2 separate regions of the Homo sapiens genome follow, and region 2 is linked to region 1. Evidence: chromatin loops called from intact Hi-C (ENCODE). Cell type or tissue: PC-3. All regions are shown on one strand. Each heading gives the region's core, and the rest is flanking DNA. Links, peaks and the distances in the headings are about the cores only.

Evidence for each region. Peaks named below come from ENCODE experiments on the same cell type or tissue, not always from the same donor. Only the 100,000 strongest peaks of a DNase experiment are listed, where the experiment ranks them.
Region 2: it touches region 1 in a loop (6-fold over the local background); 1 of 110 quality-filtered maps calls a loop at or near these places.

The regions. Positions count from the first base shown.
Region 1 is chr4:152,010,059-152,012,980 of GRCh38, reverse strand. No RefSeq gene overlaps it. Among named protein-coding and RNA genes, the nearest start is that of LINC03074, 56 kb to the right of the region's middle. In PC-3, for the core only: no CTCF peak of the experiment used is centred there; a DNase peak (open chromatin) is centred at 1,390; H3K4me3 peaks cover 613 bases; H3K27ac peaks cover 2,500 bases.
Region 2 is chr4:151,920,456-151,923,377 of GRCh38, reverse strand. It overlaps LOC127898557 (a long non-coding RNA gene), which reads right to left. Exons shown (of 4, transcript NR_183042.1): 3 at 1,504-1,614. It overlaps LOC127898556 (a long non-coding RNA gene), which reads right to left. Exons shown (of 4, transcript NR_183041.1): 3 at 1,504-1,614. Among named protein-coding and RNA genes, the nearest start is that of LINC03074, 34 kb to the left of the region's middle. In PC-3, for the core only: no CTCF peak of the experiment used is centred there; a DNase peak (open chromatin) is centred at 1,347; H3K27ac peaks cover 2,335 bases.

The sequences.
Region 1 (2,922 bases), core at 293-2,792:
AACTGTATTGAAATACTAATTTTTGCACTTTGCTGGTGTGTGTCCTTGGGCCCATTACTTAACCCAGAAGTCCCCAACCTTTTTGCCACCAGGGACCAGTTTCATGGAAGACAATTTTTCCATAGATAGTAGGCAGGAATTGGGAGATAGTTTGGGGATGAAACTGTTCCACTTCAGATTATCAGGCATTAGATTCTCATAAGGAATGTGCAACCTAGATCCCCGCCATGCACAGTTCACAATAGGGCTTGTGCTCTTATGAGAATCTAATGCCAGCCCTGATCTGACAGAAGGTGGGGCTCAGGTGGTAATGCTGGCTTGCCACTGCTCACCTGCTTCTGTGTGGCGTGGTTCCTAACAGGGCACAGACTGCTACCAGTCTCTGGCCCTGGGGTTGGGGACCCCTGACTTAACCCCATTTCTGCCTCAGTTTCTCCACCTATAAAATCTGAACAATCCCTGTGGAAGGGTCATTGCAAGGACTCAATGAGATAATGCATATGAAAGCCAGCCACTGGCCCAATGGAGGACTCAATAAAGATTTGGCCCTTCCCTGACAGGGTCTTCCTGACTAGATACTCGGTGCCTCAATATTGAATTGAAAACTAAAGAAAAACATCACCCGTCACTTCAGAAATCACATTGTCTCTGTGGTTCTTTGCTTCTCCTCATACAAGTCTGCTTTCAGACACGCTGAAGCCCTCACACTTCTTCTTTTCACTGTTACCCCATTTCACTTAAATGTCAAGTAAAAGCTTCACCCCCATTTCTACCCCAAGTCACCAAGGCAGTTCTGTTTTCCCCATCTTCCATTACCTCCCCACCCCTAGACACACCTGTACCTACAACTAGGGGAGAAAGGCCAGGGAATTATCAGTTCATTTATTCATGTTTTGTGTCCACTTTGCCCCAGATAGGATCCCAGGCAACTCCAAATGTGTCATGACAGTAAAATTTCAATTTAGATTAAATTCAAGTTCGGTAGGTGAGGACATGGTGACATCGGGAACGTGAGCTACTGGAAGGATAAGAGGGAGCCAGGTGGGAAGTTAGCTCACAAAATGCATGTCAGTTATGTGAACAGATCCAAGAAGAGTTGGACATTGATAAAGAACCACGTACTTACTCCCTGCCCCAACTGGCATTTTTGGGGAAGGGTTAGAAGAGAAAACCACTAAAAATAACAACCATGGCCACACCCTCTGTCTCTTCCATGGGCAGAAAAGCACTGGGGCTTCTGCATTCTCAGTGTGAGAGTCAGGAGGGGCCAGGCCACGGCTGCTTTCTTCATAGTCTCCGGAAGAAGGTGGCCACGTGTTCATCATCCAGGAAGCCAGGAGTAGATACTCCTAAAACTGGTCATTTAAATTCCTAGTTTAAATGACTAAATTGAGATAACTCAGGGCTTTGCTTGGAAAATACAAGTCCACAATGAATTCCAGCAAGCTTTGACTTTATGACACGGAAACGCTGCAGGCATCGTAGTGACTCAACAAATTAAACAATTATCAAGTGACATTAAGAGTTTAAAAACTAAGATGACTAAAGATGTGTACCCCTACACACACGCACAACCACTAGGTAGGTTTACTCGGAGTTCATGGAATCACTAGAACTGGAGGGAAACTGAGAGGGCCTGCATTCGCTAGTGGATGAGGATGTGCAGGTTACTGACCAGACCCATCCTAAAGTGACTGAACGGCAGCATGACCATTGCCAGAGCTTCTGATGCTCATTCCAATGGGTGTGTCTCTTCTACTTTTTGTACCTTATTTCTCGACTCACCTACTTTTTCTTTGCCTTTGATTCTGACCATCCCACCTGCAAAGTCCCATCCTTGTCTTGCTGTCTTCCCTATTCTTCTCTCCCTGGACCTGACTCTGTGGCAAAGCTGCTACTGGTATTTTGACTGCTCACTTGCGGGGCCCATCAGAAGCCTCAGCACCAGGAGTTTTATTCTCCTGTTTCTAAGGTGATATTTGGGTTATTTGCAGTAGAGGTGTTTACACCACACACCCTGCATTCACGTTGCTTCCTTTCTGTTACACTATTGATTCTTTCTCTTGGCAGCTGAGGGGAGGCTTTGATGTGGGGATGTGTTGTAGTTTCTAAAGGAGGAAGATGTTGGTGGGAGGATTTACAGCTGTTTGAAGAATTCCTCCTCCTCCCTGGCAATTGTTCTAGAGGGAGGGGCCAGTGGTGCATTTTCCAGGCTAGGGGCTGCTTTCCTGAACTCTGTCTCTCTCTGAGAGGGAGAGAGAGGAAACTGAAGTGCTTCCAAATAAAGATCTGAGTAATGAGATTTGATCTACAGGGATTTGTTATTAAACTCCAAGAATTTTCAGATGCAATCCATAGCACCAGCAGATTTTGCTCCTTTCAGACGGGCAAAGGGGCTGCTCTAGTTGGCGATGAGGAGGTACAGGGAGGTCCTCTCCACTATCCCGTTTCCCCTTTAAATTCTTCCGCCATAAGAGACTTCTCCTGTTCTGTTGCAGCAACTCTCAGCAAGTGAATAGTGCTTTCTGGGGACCTCGCCTTTGTTAAGTAGATCTGCAGTGATACAGTAGAGATTTTAATGTGCAGTGCTGTGTTTTAATAGACTATTAAACTACAGCATTACACATTAGCTGGCTATGGCACAATTGCAGAAATATCAAAGATATGCTCTCGGGAAAGCACTATTTACTTTAATGAGGAGATGCTGAAATAGACTGAAAATCTCTGCAAAGTGAGCCAAGAGGAAGACAGGGAGAGGAAAGAACCAAGGAGCTCGTGATCCAGGCTGAAGCAAAACCCTTTTCTCATTCCCAGTTCCTGTATCTGTGAGGGCAGGTTCTCGCTGGGTTATAACCAACTTGAGTCTGGATGACTTGTTACCATGCTACAGGAAGACTTTTCCAAGCTGTGTTTCAAGGTTGG
Region 2 (2,922 bases), core at 96-2,595, 89 kb after region 1:
AAAGCATCTACTTTTTTTTTTTCTTTTAGACAGAGTCTCATTCTGTCGCCAGGCTGGGGTGCAGTGGTGCAATCTCAGCTCACTGCAACCTCCGCCTCCCAGGTTCAAGCAATTCTTCCACCTCAGCCTCCCAGGTAGCTGGGACTACAGGTGCACATCACCACGCCCAGCTAATTTTTTGTGTTTTTAGTAGAGACGGGGTTTCACCATGTTGGCCGGGATGGTCTTGATCTCCTCCTGACCTCATGATCTGCCCACTTCGGCCTCCCAAAGTGCAGGGATGACAGGCGTGAGTCACCACACCCAGCAGCATCTGCTTTTAATTCTACTTTCCAAATCAGGCACTGTGCCTTGATACCCAGCTATACAGAGACTCACCACCAGGCCTCCCCACACTCATACCGAGGCTAGAGACAATCCATTCTAAGTTGTGGTCTCTCAGCAGGAAGTCCATCCTCTGTAGAAATCATTTTATTTAAACCTTATAAAACCTTGCAAGCTGGAGATTACTATCCCCCACCTTATAGCTGCAGAAAATAAAACTCCCACAGATTAGATCACAATGCTGGTAAGCAGCAAAGCTAGATTCAACTCAGGATGAGTACCAATTCCTGCTCTTAACCCGTATGCTGTCCTCCCTTCCCCACTGACTATTGAAGTTGTATATCTGCCAACTCCTTGGCAACTCAGAATAGCTGTCCTCCAAGTTCTTACCAAGGATTAAAATCGTGACCTCTATGTTGTCCAATGTTTACCCAAAACCCCAGGTTGGAAGACATGTGACCTCTGTAGGAGGTACGTGCACTTCACCGAGAGGCAGTATAGTATAGTGGTTAAGCACCCAGGCTCTGGGGCCAGGCTGCTTGAGCTCAGCAGCTGAGTGAACTTAGCCAAGTTACTTAACCTTCATGACTCACTTTCTACTTCTGTAAATGGAAATGATACTGAGATAATGACGGGGATGATAATACCAATCTTACTGAGTTCTTATGATGATAAATTGATGTACATAGAATATGAAGACCACTGCCTAGTGCTTAGAAAACATTATGTATGTGACAACTCTTATGACCTGTCATCCATTTCTTTCTTTTTTCCTTTTTATTTCTTTCTTTTCTTTTTGTTTTTTGAGACAGAGTCTTGCTCTGTGGTCCAGGCTGGAGTACAGTGGCACAATCGTAATTCACTATAATCTGGAACTCCGGGGCTCAAGTGATCCTCCCACCTCAGCCTCCAAAAGCATTAAGATTACAGGCATGACCCACCACACCCAGTCTGTCATCCATTTTTATAGCTGATTCCTACATCCGTTTAGTCATAGATTCTTCAATGGCAAGTTATGCATCTCTGTATCAGTTACAATGCTTACTGATGCAAGTCATAAAAACATGATTCACATTGGCTTACATTCGATTAAAATATCTGGAAATAACTGAAATCTAGATGTAGAGCAGATTCCAGACATGGTACAATCAGCAGTGAATGGTGTCATCAACAACTTACTTCTCTCTGTTACTCCATTCTGCCATACAGCATCAGTGGCATCCTAAGGCTGGTTTATGGGGGCAAGACGGCTTCCAGTGGTAACCAGAGCTTTGTGCTTCCTGTGCAGATCTAGAAAGAGACAGAGCATAAACAAGCTTCACCATATGATAGTTGAGCCAACTCAGGTCTCAGGCTGGAGTGGATCCCTATACAAAATCAGACAGGACTAACAGCAACAGCCTCAAATCTCTGTACCCCAAAAGGCAACATACAAACTTGGCAGACAATTCCAGAAGTTTCACAGTCTGCAGATTAAGACCCTGTAGGAAATATTTAGAACATTACTCATAGAAGAAGTCAGACTCTCAGAAAGTTGTATATATGAAACACATTGTTTCAACTCCTCTTAGAATCACCATGACTGAATTGCATGTCAGTATCATGCCATGGGTGTCTTCTTCATCTATAATAGTGTTAGGAAAAAAGTTCACTTCTCCTGAGTAATTCATTCAATTTTATTTTATGGACAATGTAAAACATATTTAAACCATGTTTCCATCTCCCCTGAGGCACCTTAGCTTCATAGCTTACCTCAAGGAAAAAGTAGAATTAATTTTTCTGTGCTTACCCTGTACTTTGTTTTATTGTTTTCCTATTAATAATTTCCCTTCCTCCTAACTCAATTAATTACTCTGTATTGCATGTAACTTAATATGCAATGTATGGAAAAGTATATGTATACTCAATGCCAATCCCAGCATGAATAGTTAATTTTAAAAAGCAAGCAAATATAAATGTTCAGTTAAGAAGACAATTGAGTAAATTATGCATGTTTATAAAATTAAAGACATTGCCATTAATTACAGCATTGAAAAATAAAGAGATGAAAAATGATACAGAAATTTTAAGAATTTAGAAGATAGGGAAGACAGATATCTAAAAACAAACAAACAAAAAAAAACAATAAATGGACTGATGTTTCATCAGAAAAAATAGAGCCCAGATACAGTGGAATGTTATCCTCAAGGTATTCAGGAATATAATTGTCAACAAGGAATTGTATACCTAGAGAAACCATCACTCAAGAGTGAGGGCAAAACAAAGCAAAGAGAGTTTATCACTCATAGGTCATCGCCGAAAGAACTACTGAAGAGAGGTATTTATTTAGAAATAAATTGAACCTAGAAAATAGAAGAGGAACACATAAAACGTTGTGGAGCAAATAAATTGGTAAATGCAAAGGGAAGTCCAAATAAGTATCAACTGTAGAAATGAAAGAAAAACAAAACAAAAACTCTATACATAATATAATGACTAATTTTAGGGCATTTAAAAACAAAACAGAACCAAAATTTTAGATAACGACGTGGATCGTAAGTGAGAGTCACCAGAATTAAAACATTCTAAGGCTCTGGTATTGTTCCACGGAGGGTAGAT